Regions from separate parts of the Mus musculus genome. Here region 2 is linked to region 1. The links are chromatin loops, found by intact Hi-C in ENCODE. Cell type or tissue: left cerebral cortex. All regions are shown on one strand. Links, peaks and the distances in the headings refer to the core of each region. The heading gives the core; the rest is flanking DNA.

Region 1 (7,891 bases), core at 1,490-6,489:
TCAAGTTCATAGAAGCTTTAGCGTTCCTTGACTTTCTTTCTGGTGTCTGAGGTCACTTGACCTCTGGAGATTTGGGGATGTAATTGATGTCTTTTAGAGCAGGACTGGTTTGGGAAAATGACTGCATGCAGACCTCTGTGCCTTAGCTGTGCCTCTTAGCTTAGATCTCTATGCAGTTGGAGTTTGGAAGGGAACCTTGTACTGGATTTCCTTTAATTACCCAGTCAAGCTTCATGGGATATAAAAATGGCTTCTCTTTAAATTCTTCATCTCTTTTTGACTATATCCTGAGTATGTGAAATAAGATTTGATAGTTTAAAGAGGAGTAAAAACACAGCTTGCAAACAGGTAATTGTTAATTTGAATGTGGGCTCTGCCAGGTATGTCTGTATGACTGACACGTAAAGGTGGCAGTGAAGGCCCGAGGTTATGGGAAGCAGCCTGCGCGTAGCCTCCTCGTGACTTTGGTCTTCAGTCCCTTCTTGCACAGAGATGTCTTTTTCCTTTTGGTTTGTGTCTATTAGGACTCACCTGTGTCCCCAGCCTCATCAATCTGTTCTCCACGTAATATCCAGAGGCAGAAACTACTCTGTAACTTCCCGGTTTGGTCTGACCCAGGGCTGATGTTATGGGTTGGTTGGCAAAATGATTGCTTTGCTAGTGCAAGGCCATGAGTGTGCTCCTTGGAATCCATATAACCAAAAATCTGGGTGCTTGTAGAGCTGGGATGGCAGAGAGAGGGAACCCCAGAGCTTCCCTAGTGGCTACTATCCTTGGCAAGCTCTGGGTCTATAAGTGGTAATATAAAATAAAAATGAAGGGAGATGGTTCTTGCGTGCGGCACTCTAGTTTACACAGACAGACAGACAGACAGACTGACTGACAGACACCCCCCATACCACATTAACAACAACCACCACTACCATAACAACAACAACAACAGCAACAACAACAGTCTCCCTCTGAAATCCTAGTGTGGATCTGGACATGATTGTCATCTCTGTCAATACAGAAGAGCTATTTTTGGTCCCATCTTAAACTAAGTGCTTCTCTAAAATTAATGCACACCATAGTCAATTTGTATGCATGATGGAGTCCAAGCCCCCATTTTTGTGGAATTATCTGCTCTGGTGAGAGAGGCTTTCCTTGTGCATAGCTTCATCGCTCAATTTGGAAGTACTAACATGGCTAGGGAGGTGACTGAACTGTTAAAGAATGCCTCACCCTGGTTTGACTTATCTGCCCAGTAGTTGCATGCATAGGACAACTTCTGGCTGTTTCCATCCATCTTGTCTGGCACCACCAGCACCCAGCTCTTTGTCACATGGATTCTAGGGAACATACTCACAGCCTTGCATTAGGAAAGCAATCACACAGAGAATCATGTTCCCTCTTACTGTATGTTATTCATTTACTCATTGAACTTTTGTCTCTGCTGCTTTGGTTGATGCTTATCCCTGTGACGGTGGACATCTTCCTGGAACAGAAGATGGTAGTCTTTCTGTCTGTCTAGTTGCCCTTCCCCACATGTAGATCCTTGATTTAGCCTTACAACCCTAACCAATTCTGTTGGCCTTTAATCCACCAGGGTAACCTCTGCTTGTTCTCTCTCCTCTTGTCTACACAGACACGAGGCACAGAGAGACACAGACAGACAGATACACACAGAAACACTGACAGATAGGCAGACACAGATACACATATACACATACACACATGCACACAGACACACAGACAGATGCACAGACAGACAGAGATGTGCAAACAGTTTCACTTCCCGCCTGATCTGAGCTCCTCCATGTTATGTTACCCTGTATTCTCCTGTCTCCTTCATCTTTTAGGATTCTTTTCCCTTGCTCTCATGGTTTTCAGCTGAGAAAGTCATTAAGCAAGAGGCATGAAGTCTAAAACAAAACTTGGATTCAAATGGCCAGCTTGTGTTTTAGCCTGGGATCCAGAGGTCTTTGCTCTGAGTGGAGACTTGCCTCATCCATACACTGCCTGTAGCCCAGGTCACAAGGTTTCATTTATTGTCCAACTTAGCTGCTCCGGTTGGTGTATTCATTTAGAAATGCCCAGTAGTTGGTACAGAGACATATGGTGTAGATATTGGTATTGGTGTAATTTCTGTCTGCTTCCTCATTAATATTAAAATTCTGAAGGTTAGTAGCCTTTGATACTTGATTTGGGAGATGAATGGATATTAACTATCTTTTCCCTTGTACAATGTTGGTGACTGAAAACAGACCTTGGACATGCCAGGAAAAGATTATACCAGTCAGCTGGAACCTCATAGACAAGTGAAGAGACAGTTTTAGTACTTGGGGTTGCAGAAAGTAATGATGTGCTTTGTGGCTCTGTGTGTGGGACCTAGACAACTGCAGAAGTAGGCGTAGTTGTCAGAATGCAGTATAATTTTAGAGGACACTATCTAGGGTGGTTTATTTTGTCTAGACGACACTCAAATGTTTAATGCTTGAAATTGAACAGTTTGTACCTGGAGCTCTTCCTTATAACTCAGTTGCAATATAATTAACACCTAAAGGAGGCAATCTGTTTGTTTCTTTTCTTTTTGTTGTGACCAGATACCCGACAAGAGCCCACTTCAGTGGGGAAGGGTTTCTTTGGCTCATTGTTTGAGGGTGTAGGCTGTAGCTGGGAAGGTGCGATGATAGCATGGCTGGTGGTTGGCTGTCACAGATGGCCCATGAGGCTGCTTGCTCACTTCTCTAGGAAGCAGGAAGTGGGGAAATGTGGGTGCCCTGAACATTTCCTCCCTTTTCCTCTTTCATTCACTCTAAGATGGCAGCCCACAGGATGTTGCTACCCACATCCAGGACAGGTCTTCCTGCTTCAGCTAACCCTTTCTGGAAAACGTCCTTCCAGATGCAAAAGAGTGATTTACAAATGCCTTCGCGGTTTCGTAACCCAGTCAAGCTGTTCATTAAAACTAGTCACCACGGGCACAATTAGAAGACTGTGTGCACTTCAGAAGCATCTGCCTTGGTTTCTTTGAGAAAGCAGTCTGGGGCGGTTCAGGCTGCCTGACCAGTGAGCCCTAGGGATCTTCTTTTCTCCGCCTCGTCAGCTCCGGAATTACATGCACGTACCATCACTCCTGGCATTTTAAAATGGATCCTTAAGCTTTTGAACAATCTGTCAAGGCTAGTTGGTTTGCCTTTGTTTTAGCATAAGCTATAATGGTCCTTCAGAATACCTCAAAACTGAATCAATGTAACATTTTCTTCCCCTTTTAATCTGTCACGTTTATTTTCTGAGGGCCTTCTTTAGTACAACCTAGGAATTCATCTTCACAAGCAAGTCTATAAAACTAATGAATAAAAAATGCTGAAATGATCCATTTACTGTTAGCTAGCAAGTTGGCACAAAAATGTTTGGTGGGAGCCAGAGGGGAATCTTGCTGATGACGTCACCAACGATGACATCACCCAGGCTGAGCTCTAGAACTTTGCAGAGTTTTGTCAGGTCCTCTCTCTGTACACTTCCCTCCCAATTTATGCATTCCAGTGTGACTTTTCCATAGTGAAATTTATGGCTCCTATTTCAAAATGTTTCCAAAATCTCTGTCGGTGTTCTCCCCCAGAGAACCAACAGTGACTCAGAGCAACTTTGAGATTCAGGAGAAATGTGAAATATTTTCTGTTTGTGTTTTGAGGATGGGCTCTCAAAAAACTGTCAGAATTCTGCCTCAGTCTCCAGGGTGGACAGACTGCAAAAAGCAATTCTAAGACTGCAAAAACACTGAGGGATGCTCTGTGTGGTGGCTGAAGCATGCGATACCAGAATATAGGAGAGAGTGATCAAAACTTTGTCTGTTATACATCAAGTTCATGTCTCAAACACACAAACAAGCAAAAACAGTGTAGAAAATCAGGGCCTGGGTGGTCATGGAAACCTGGAAAGAGGGTTTTTAATACGATCTTTTATTGAGTTTTCAGAATTTCATGCATATTTATGATCAGTTTTGATCGTGTTTACTCTGTCCCTCTAATTCATCACAGAACCAGCTGTCCCTACTCTTCCCTAGTTTGTATTTACTTTTGAAAAATTAGTTAGTTATTCCATGATCCAATGAGTCCAATTTGTGCTACCCATATATTCCTCATGTAAGGTCTACTGAAACTTGCTATCCAGAGGCTACACCCTTAGGAAAACTTCCCCCAGCAGCCACCTAATGTGAGCAGCTTCTCCACTATCAGTAGACTAACAAGCTTCCCAAACCTGGAAAATTGATTGGCTCAGTTTTGTTCAGACAACTACAGATGCTGTAGTCCCATCCAGAACTTAAGATTTTGCTTTTCTCCAGTCCTTTGTAACTTCTGACTCTTCTATATCTCCTTCTGAGAAGGTCCATGAATCTTGGGGGACAGCATATAATATAGATGTCCCATGTGTGGCTTAGGACCCTATAGACAATTAGTCTCTATGTTTTGGCCATTCTGAAAATGCTTCAGTATTTTGGGTTAATGGTCTTGCTGAGTTGAAGCCAACCCATTTCCCTTGCTTCCTGGTTATTTGTCTAGAAACATGACCGGCTATACTTAGAATGATTGAATTTGTTCATTCGTTCAACTGCCAGTTGGTCTAAGGCTGCTTTGGCAGCACCCAAAGATGGTCCAGTTGTGCCACAGGCAGACAAGGGAGTGCTTATAAAATTCTGGGATTGCAAATTTTCTTAGACTCCAAAGCTTTGGTTCCTCTGTTCCTCCCATGACACATGCTTGAGAGAAGGACATAGCCTAGCGGTCACTTTCCCTTGACATCTTAGAACTGAGCACAGTAAGTCTAATGTTGAACCATTGGGTAGATTTTATAAAAGCAGTTCATATGTATACAGAGCAAATTGTGTTGGTCACAGCTTAATCTTCTATGGAATCTTATGGAATTTTTTTTTTTATATTGACCACTTTCTTAGGTTATTTATAAGGATTTGCCATACTGCTTTTTAAAATAGGCAAAGAGGAGTTGGTAAGATGGCTCAGCCAAGATGGGCTAGTGAGATAGCTTGGTGGTAAAGCCACTTGCCGTCAAGACTTACAACCTAAACTCAATCTGTGGGGCCCACTGTTTCCTGAACCCGTGGTGTATTCCAATCTCAGTGTTCATAGAGTCTGTTAAGTCAGGCTCACCATGTGGCTGGGATAGCTACAGGCAGTTTCTTTTCCTTCCATTTAGAAAGCCTTTCACTTAGCTTTCATCAAGTGGTTGCATTATTTTGTATCTATATAAACTTGAAATTGGTTTCTAAACCTTTTTTTATATCATAAACTTTTCCCCTAAATTTGTTTTAACATGTTTTGTTGTTGGCTAGCATATATAATTGCTTTGGTCAATTAAAAAATAACAAAAAGATCATAGAGGTCTATAATTGCCAAGTTAAGTTCAGATTGGGATTTTATAGTTTTTATTGCAACTACAAAGGTTAATAATGAAATTCTTTAAATTAGTCTGAAAGGACTATAGCCACAGCAAAGTTATAAATGTACATGGAGCTCAAGCTACAAAATGTGAAACCTTTTAAAGTTCCCACAACAACTAAAGTGCTTTGGGGCCACCTTGACACCCTCATCTAATTCACTGTAGCCAAGTTGTTCCCAGTGGGCTAAGTTAGAGGCAATAGGACAAGATGAATTCCGTACCCTTTCCAGCACGTGCACCGGTCATACATATGTGGACCCTTTAAGTCCTAAGAGTAACATCTTTACGACTTGAAATTGTGTAACCTTGGATAAGTAAATATAATAGCAATTTTTTTAAAAGATTTTGTTTTTTAAATGACATGTTTGTGTGTTTCTGAGAATGCGCACATGAGAACAGTACCTCCAGAGGCCAGAAGAGAGCAAAGGGTGCCTCAGGAGCTGGGGTAATAAGGTTCTGGGGGCTAGAAGAGAACTGTGGTCCTCAGCATGAATGTCAGCAAGTGCTCTTAACCCCTGAGCTATCTCTTCAGCCCAGATCTTGAAGGATTTTGATGAAACCATATGACACTGGTGATGTGACAGGGTCTTATGTATTATGAAATGTATGTTATAAGTCATTACTTTTTTAAAAAAAGTTATTTATTTATTTATTTATTTATTTATTTATTTATTTATTTTATGTATATAAGTAGACTGTAGCTGTACTGATGGTTTTGAGCCATCATGTGGTTGCTGGGAATTTGAATTCAGAATCTCTACTCGCTTCTGTCGGCCTAAAATTTTATTTATTATTATATCTAAGTACACTTTAGCTGTCTTCAGATGTACCAGAAGAGGGCGTCAGATCTCATTACAGATGGTTGTGAGCCACCATGTGGTTGCTGGGATTTGAACTCAGGACCTTTTAAAGAGCAGTCAGTGCTCTTAACCACAGAGCCATCTCCCCAGCCCAAGTCAACTTTTCAATCTTTGATTTCTTGATTTATTGAATTAAAACCAAGACATCGTATAAGGAAAAAAGTTCTTTAAAAATATGTGTGTATGAAAGAGACATTCCCTGAGGAGTTGGTGAATCCTGTGTGAGGAATCTGGAGTAATATCTTTCTTTACAGACTTTTTCTAAGCGACCACCTCACAGCTACCTCAAACGGTGAGCATCGCTGATTGCTTAACTTGGTAAATGTTTAGTTATTGTGAAATCTCCCCCTTTTAGAATCCCGTGGTTTGGATTTGCATCTGTGCCATTTCCCCTATCTAAGCAATCTTTGGGGACAACATAGTATTGACTATGAAAGGAGGATTTACCAGGGTGCTTTGTACTAATTTTCCCTCTTGAAGACAGGTCAGTGATAGTCAAAAGAAGACATCCATCAGACTTCTTTGCCATCCTTTATTTAAAGTCTATGCTTTATGGATCATTTAAAAGAAAAATATTAGCTATAAACTACAAGGTCCAAACAGTGGAATTGTGGGTGTGTGTCCACTCTACTGCTGGGCATGGCCTCTTGGGGAAGCAGAACACAGGGAGTTTGACTGTGTTTATCCTATGCCACCTCAGGAGCCAAGCAGGTGCCGTCCTGTAGGGAAGCACTGAGGCTCTGCCCCACCGTTGGGTAAACACAGTCTGAGATGTGGGAAAGGCAGAGCTGATTCAAAGGGTCCCCAGGTGAGGCCACAGCTATGGGGTTCTTGGACATCCAGGCACTCATCACAGAAGAGCTGAGAACAGAGTCAGGGGCCGATGGGGACCCTGGGCATGGGGTTGGAGGAAAAGGGAGCTCTGGCTTGTCCCATGGTGGCTGTCCTTAGCTTAGTGGAAGCTTGCTTAGTGGTGGCTGTGGCTTGGAGTGCAGAGAGGCCTATACCTGAGAATTAAGCTGGGACCCTGTAGTCAAATACCTTCTCCATGGCTCCCCATGGCAGATCATGATGAAAAAGGCAGTCCATGGTTCTAACCAGTTTATTGTTTTTCATGGCAGAAAATAGATGCATACCATAGCAAACCATACCATACCATACCATACCAATACCATACCATACCCATTGTCAAGGTAGATCTTTTGCAGAGAGGAATGTCTAGAAAGGGAAACTTATTGACTAAGCCCTCTGGACCTCTAGGTGCCTCATTAGCATGGAGAACTCTGTTTTGGGCCTATGGGATTACAGGACATGTTTCTTTTATGTGAGGAGAATGGCATGTGTTCCAAGTCAGGAATCTGGCAGGGAGTAGGGAGTTACCTAAGCCTCAGGTGTGTGCCCATGGAGTCCCCAGATTTCAACCAGTTCTACCTTACCAAACTTCCTGGCATGGTTTTACTGTCCAATAGGGCATCATTAGTTAACAAATAGCCTGTATCTGCCTAGTACCCGAAGTTCTTTATACCCTTTTTACTGACTTACCAGAGTCTGCTTACAGTTGCTAGTAGCAAAAGCATCTCTTGCATCTATTT
Region 2 (5,000 bases), core at 1-5,000, 180 kb after region 1:
AAGGGAGGATGTGTGAATCCCACTCAGAAGGGAAAATAAAATAGACATCAGAGGTGGGTGAAGGAAGGGACCAGGATGAGGGAGGAGGTAAGGAGGAGAACAAGGATGGGAATCAGGTGTGGGGAGAGGATGGGAGAGGGCTGGGTGTGAGAACAAAAATTGGTGGGGAACATGTCTGAGACTAGCAAGAGCCAACCCCTGACACTTAATGATACTCTGCTATGCCTGCAGTCAGGAACCTAACATACCTATCCCTTGAGAGGCTTTATCCAGTGGCTGATCAAAACAGATGCACAGCTGCTTTCCAGAAATAAACCCATATACCATAACCAAAACACCATGTAGAACTTTGAAGTCTTATTGAAGAGTAGGGGGGTAGGATTGAGGGAGCCATGGAGGTCAAGGACACCACAAGAAGACCTACAGAGTCAACTAACCTGGGCCCATATTGGCTCACAGAGACTGAAATAGCAACCAAAGAGCATGTAGTGGCTAGACTTAAGCTCCCTACTCATTTGCAGCAGATGTGCAGCTTGGGCTTTATGTCGGCCCCCTAAGAATTGAAGCAGAGAAGGGGCTGTCTCTGACTCTGCCATTGTATTCCCTTCCCCTAATATCTGGTTGGACCTCAATGGGAGAGGATGTGCTTAGTCTTGCTAAGATTGGATGTCCCAGGACAGGGTGGTACCCAAGGAGGACTGCCCCTTCTCTGAGGAAAAGGGATGGGGGTAATGTGAGATGGATTTGTAAGGGTGAGTCTGGGAGGAAGGAGGGGAGAGATGCTGTGATTAAGATGCAAAGTGAATAAATCAATCAATCAATCAATCAATAAATCAATAAATAAATAAAAATATTGAGATCCTTCTGACTCAGTGTTATAGTAAAGTGCAAGCCACACTATACTATTGATGAAAACATCAACATTACCTCCAAGGACCATGCCAGCCTGACAACACTTTCTCAGACGACATGCTGGGCAGTTTTTTCTGCGAATTTTATCAACAATGCAGTCATTTCTTCCAGCACATAAATAGTTATGCTGCCCTAAAAATGAAAAAGTACAAGTTATTCACAAGTTATAAAGACTCAGAGTCAAAAGGTCTACACAGAGCATCAGGCTCATGGTCCTTATAGCCTGCCTTTTGCTGGCCACCACTGTATGCTGCAAATGAGAGAGACCTCACCTTTGAGTTCAGGGTCTGAATGAGATAATAGTGAGTGCTAAAAACATTTAAACAGAAGTTTACATCTAAATAAGGAAGCCATGACTATTAAACTGAATACAATTTTTATGTCATGGCAGGTAAAGAGCTGGGTAGTCCAGCATTTAATTTTAAGTGGCAAGGGGCATTCTGATAGTTGAGCACACTGACATGAAGTTACAATCTTAATGGGTTGACATAACCCACATTTCCTCTAATGTGCCACTCTAATGGCAACTACAGAAGACTGGACTGGATGCACAAATGGTATTAGTGGATCCATAGGGCCTGGAAGCTCAGTTCATTCTAATGATGAGTATCTTTGCAACTAAGTGCTGGGCCATCAGAACTTGGAAGCAGAAACACCATCCCCTAAGGTACAGTTACAGGTTAGTCTCCATGTAGTCTGTTTGGCTAAAGGAACATGGCACTCACGCAGTCCCAACAAGAGTTGCCTATGAATGTAGCATGGAGCCCAGACACTGCCTCTGTAGCTCAATAACTGCCCAGAACTTCCAGGCATTAAGAATGTAAGGGACTTCATTACAGGTATCATTTCTTTAGGTACCTGGGTGCATGTTTAGGTTTTAAAAAGTCAAGAACAAATGGACTGGATTTGTTCCAGTGTTAGTATGGAAATCTATACAGTCTTAAACTTTGGGGATGACAGTCCAGTAAAACATCTGTTGCCTCCACTTTTCTAATAACAATCTTTCCCAGCTTATATGCAGGTTTTAAGATGTAGCATTTGCTACATCTATTTGCTTGTTTCTTGTACAACATAACTTTGCCTTGGTCCAATATTACATGGTTATTCTGCATGTCTATAACAAGGCAATCTATTAAACTATTTAGCTATCTACCCGCACAATTCTCCAACAGGAGTTAACCACATGCATGTCATAATGATAACCCCAATAGGAGATGCTGTCTAGCTCCCAATTAATGTTTACAGCACCTGTCTATGTTGAAACTTGAGGAAGAATTTCCTGAATTGTATGACACAACATGATATTTCTCCTGGGGAAATTTATCATCTATTTCAGAATGGGAAAAGAAGGGAAGAAATAGCAACTATTACATTATATTATGTTTTTCCTTTGTATTTATTTGTGTGTGTGTGTGTGTGTGTGTGTGTGTGTGTGTGTGTGTGTGTATGTGTGTGTATCAGTGGGTGCAGTTGAAGGCTATAAGTCAACCTTTAGTGTCTTACAAAAGATCTCCCTCTGAGTCCTGGTGCTCACCTAATATACTAGGTTGGCTGGTCTAGTAAGCTCCTGGAGCCATTTGTCTCTGCCTCTCCAGCACTGTGATTAAAGGCTCACACCATCATACATGGCTGGGTCCTTATGCTACCTCAGCCCCCCCTTTTCATTTAAATTATGTATATCTTTTTGTGTTCTTCAGAGTCTAGCATGCTAACTATCCCTATCTTACAAGTGTCTCCCACACTTCTTGACTCCCTTCCCTCCTCTGACTCATCCTTTAAGGATCTGCTTATCCTTTTCCATATAGTCTAACCTGAATGATCCCAGAAAACCTTTGGTGTTTTTCTATAGGCCAAATGCTTGTTCATACAATTGCATGCCTATTTTTCATGGTGGAAGCTGAATTTTAATGCTTTAACACATTTATCTAATAAAATGTTGATAAACATTTGTTGGATAAATATATGCATCTTAATGCTTATTGTTCCCATATGGCCATCCGAATATAGTTATACACAGGGGTGTGACCTATACAATTGAATGTATTGTTAGGCATAGTAAATTAAGATGGTTATTTTTTCCTCTCCAAGCATTTTTATTATATACCATTTTATATATAACCCACTGCCTTTTATAATACTATACCATGAATTACAATATAATTCATGAGTACAATATAAGAATACACATGTGTGCATTTGTGTGTATGTGTATGCATATGTGTGTGTATGTGTGTGCATGTCTGTAAGTGCATGTGTGCATGCATGTGTGCATGCATGAGTGTCTGTGTATGTGTGTGTTTGTGTGTGCAGATGCATGTGTGTGTGTGCATGTGTGTGTTTGTCTGTGTGTGTACATGTGTGCATCTGTGTATGTGTGTATTGGTGTTGGGTGGGTACATGCACATGGAAGTGAGATAACAACTTTGGATTTCTCGGGTATCTTTCTGGCTTTTATTTTTCACAGTTGACTATGTATTTACTTTGTCATTTTAAAATCATTCATTCTATCAGCATAGATCATAGCAGATATCTCAAACATCCTTTTCGTTTTTTTGCCATGGTGATTTTTAAATTATATTTTTCTTGTTTAAAACAACTTTTAAATTTAAATATACTCTGATCATATTTCCCCTGCCCTCAAGTCCCTCCAAAGCCTCTGCTCCTGCCAACACACTCAGATTTCAGTTCTCTCTCAAACCCCCTATACAGCAACAACCCCCAACTAAGACAACAAAATAAAACCATACACGAAAAGGAAAAAGAAAAAACAAACCTGTCACAAAAGAAAACCACACTGAAGTACATGGGATCCATGTGTGTTAGTCAACTACTCCTGAACATAAGGACTGTCTTTGCGTGACTGATATAACCAGTGTCCACACTAATAGAGAAAACAGATTTTCCCTCTCCCAGCATGTATAAATGGCAGTTCAGTTGTCAACTTTTACTCTTGTAGCTAGGTTTTCATTCATTCATTCATTCATTCATTCATTCATTCATTTTTTTTAAAATACAAAATAAAATATAGTAAGATAAAACAAAAACTATCACATCACAGTTGGACAAGTCAAACCAACAGATGGAAAAGAAGGCACTGGAATCAGAGACCCACTCATTTCACAAAAGTGGGGAGTTGGAGGCCATGGGGAGTTGTGGGAGAGACTATGGGAAGAGACAGCTAAAATTAAGGGGCATTTGAGGGGTAGTATGGCAACCTAATGCAGTAGAAACTTCTTAAAATATATACATGCATGAAGATAATCTAAATAAAATCTCCAAGTATTGGGGGAGACAGAATCCCCATTGGCCATCTCTTGTCACCCAGCCAAGCTCCCAGTACTGGGATTAGGTTGCATCTAATTAAGTTGTTGGCCAAAGGGACTAGTGGGAATCCCCAAACAACACAGTCTGTTGCCAGTGCTATAGGGTTGCTCTCCACAGTTAGCAAGGACACATTGCTGAAGACAATACCTATATTGAACATGATAGTGAGCTAGTGTCTACATAGAGCCTTCATGCCATGCTCCTTTGGTACAGGAAAGTAATCTGCGTGCAATAAAAAAAGTAACATAAACACCAAGGCAACCACAAACCCCTTTACTACAAGGGTATACTGCCTGATATGTTGAGGCAATGGTGACACAAAACTTGTGGAAGTAACTAACCAATAACTAATTTGATTTAGGGCCCAATCTACCAGATGTAGCCATACGTAGCACTGATTGTGTGATCAAGAACCTAAGACTAGACAGCCCAATGATTATGGAAATCCCACATAATACTGGTCTAAAAAAGGAAAAATAATGTAGAGATAAAATGTCCCCTAATGATATTCCTCTGTATTTTTTTTCAGTGCCTAGTTCATCTATCACCAGAGAGGCCTCCTCCTGCAACATACAGAAACAAATACAGAGACCCATAGCCAGATATTACATAGAGAGTCAGAGACCTTGAGACACTCAGATTTAAATGTCCCCATCAAATTCCTCCCCTCAGAGCTCAGGAAACCCATGAAAGAGGAGGCAGAAAGAATATAAGAGCCAGAGGGAAATAAGACCTTCTAAGTCAAAGGGAATTAGCAACTGCAT

What was found. Peaks named below come from ENCODE experiments on the same cell type or tissue, not always from the same donor. Only the 100,000 strongest peaks of a DNase experiment are listed, where the experiment ranks them.
Region 2: a loop joins it to region 1, with 2.5 times the contacts of the local background. A loop is called at or near these places in 2 of 42 quality-filtered maps.

What each region holds. Positions count from the first base shown.
Region 1 is chr9:9,096,796-9,104,686 of GRCm38, reverse strand. All of the region lies in intron 4 of Arhgap42 (Rho GTPase activating protein 42), which reads left to right. Among named protein-coding and RNA genes, the nearest start is that of Gm16833, 140 kb to the left of the region's middle. In left cerebral cortex, for the core only: no CTCF peak of the experiment used is centred there; DNase peaks (open chromatin) are centred at 2,381, 2,651 and 3,501; H3K27ac peaks cover 1,490 bases.
Region 2 is chr9:8,918,643-8,923,642 of GRCm38, reverse strand. Pgr (progesterone receptor) reads right to left here. Exons shown (of 8, transcript NM_008829.2): 3 at 928-1,044. Among named protein-coding and RNA genes, the nearest start is that of Pgr, 21 kb to the right of the region's middle. In left cerebral cortex, for the core only: no CTCF peak of the experiment used is centred there; a DNase peak (open chromatin) is centred at 2,601.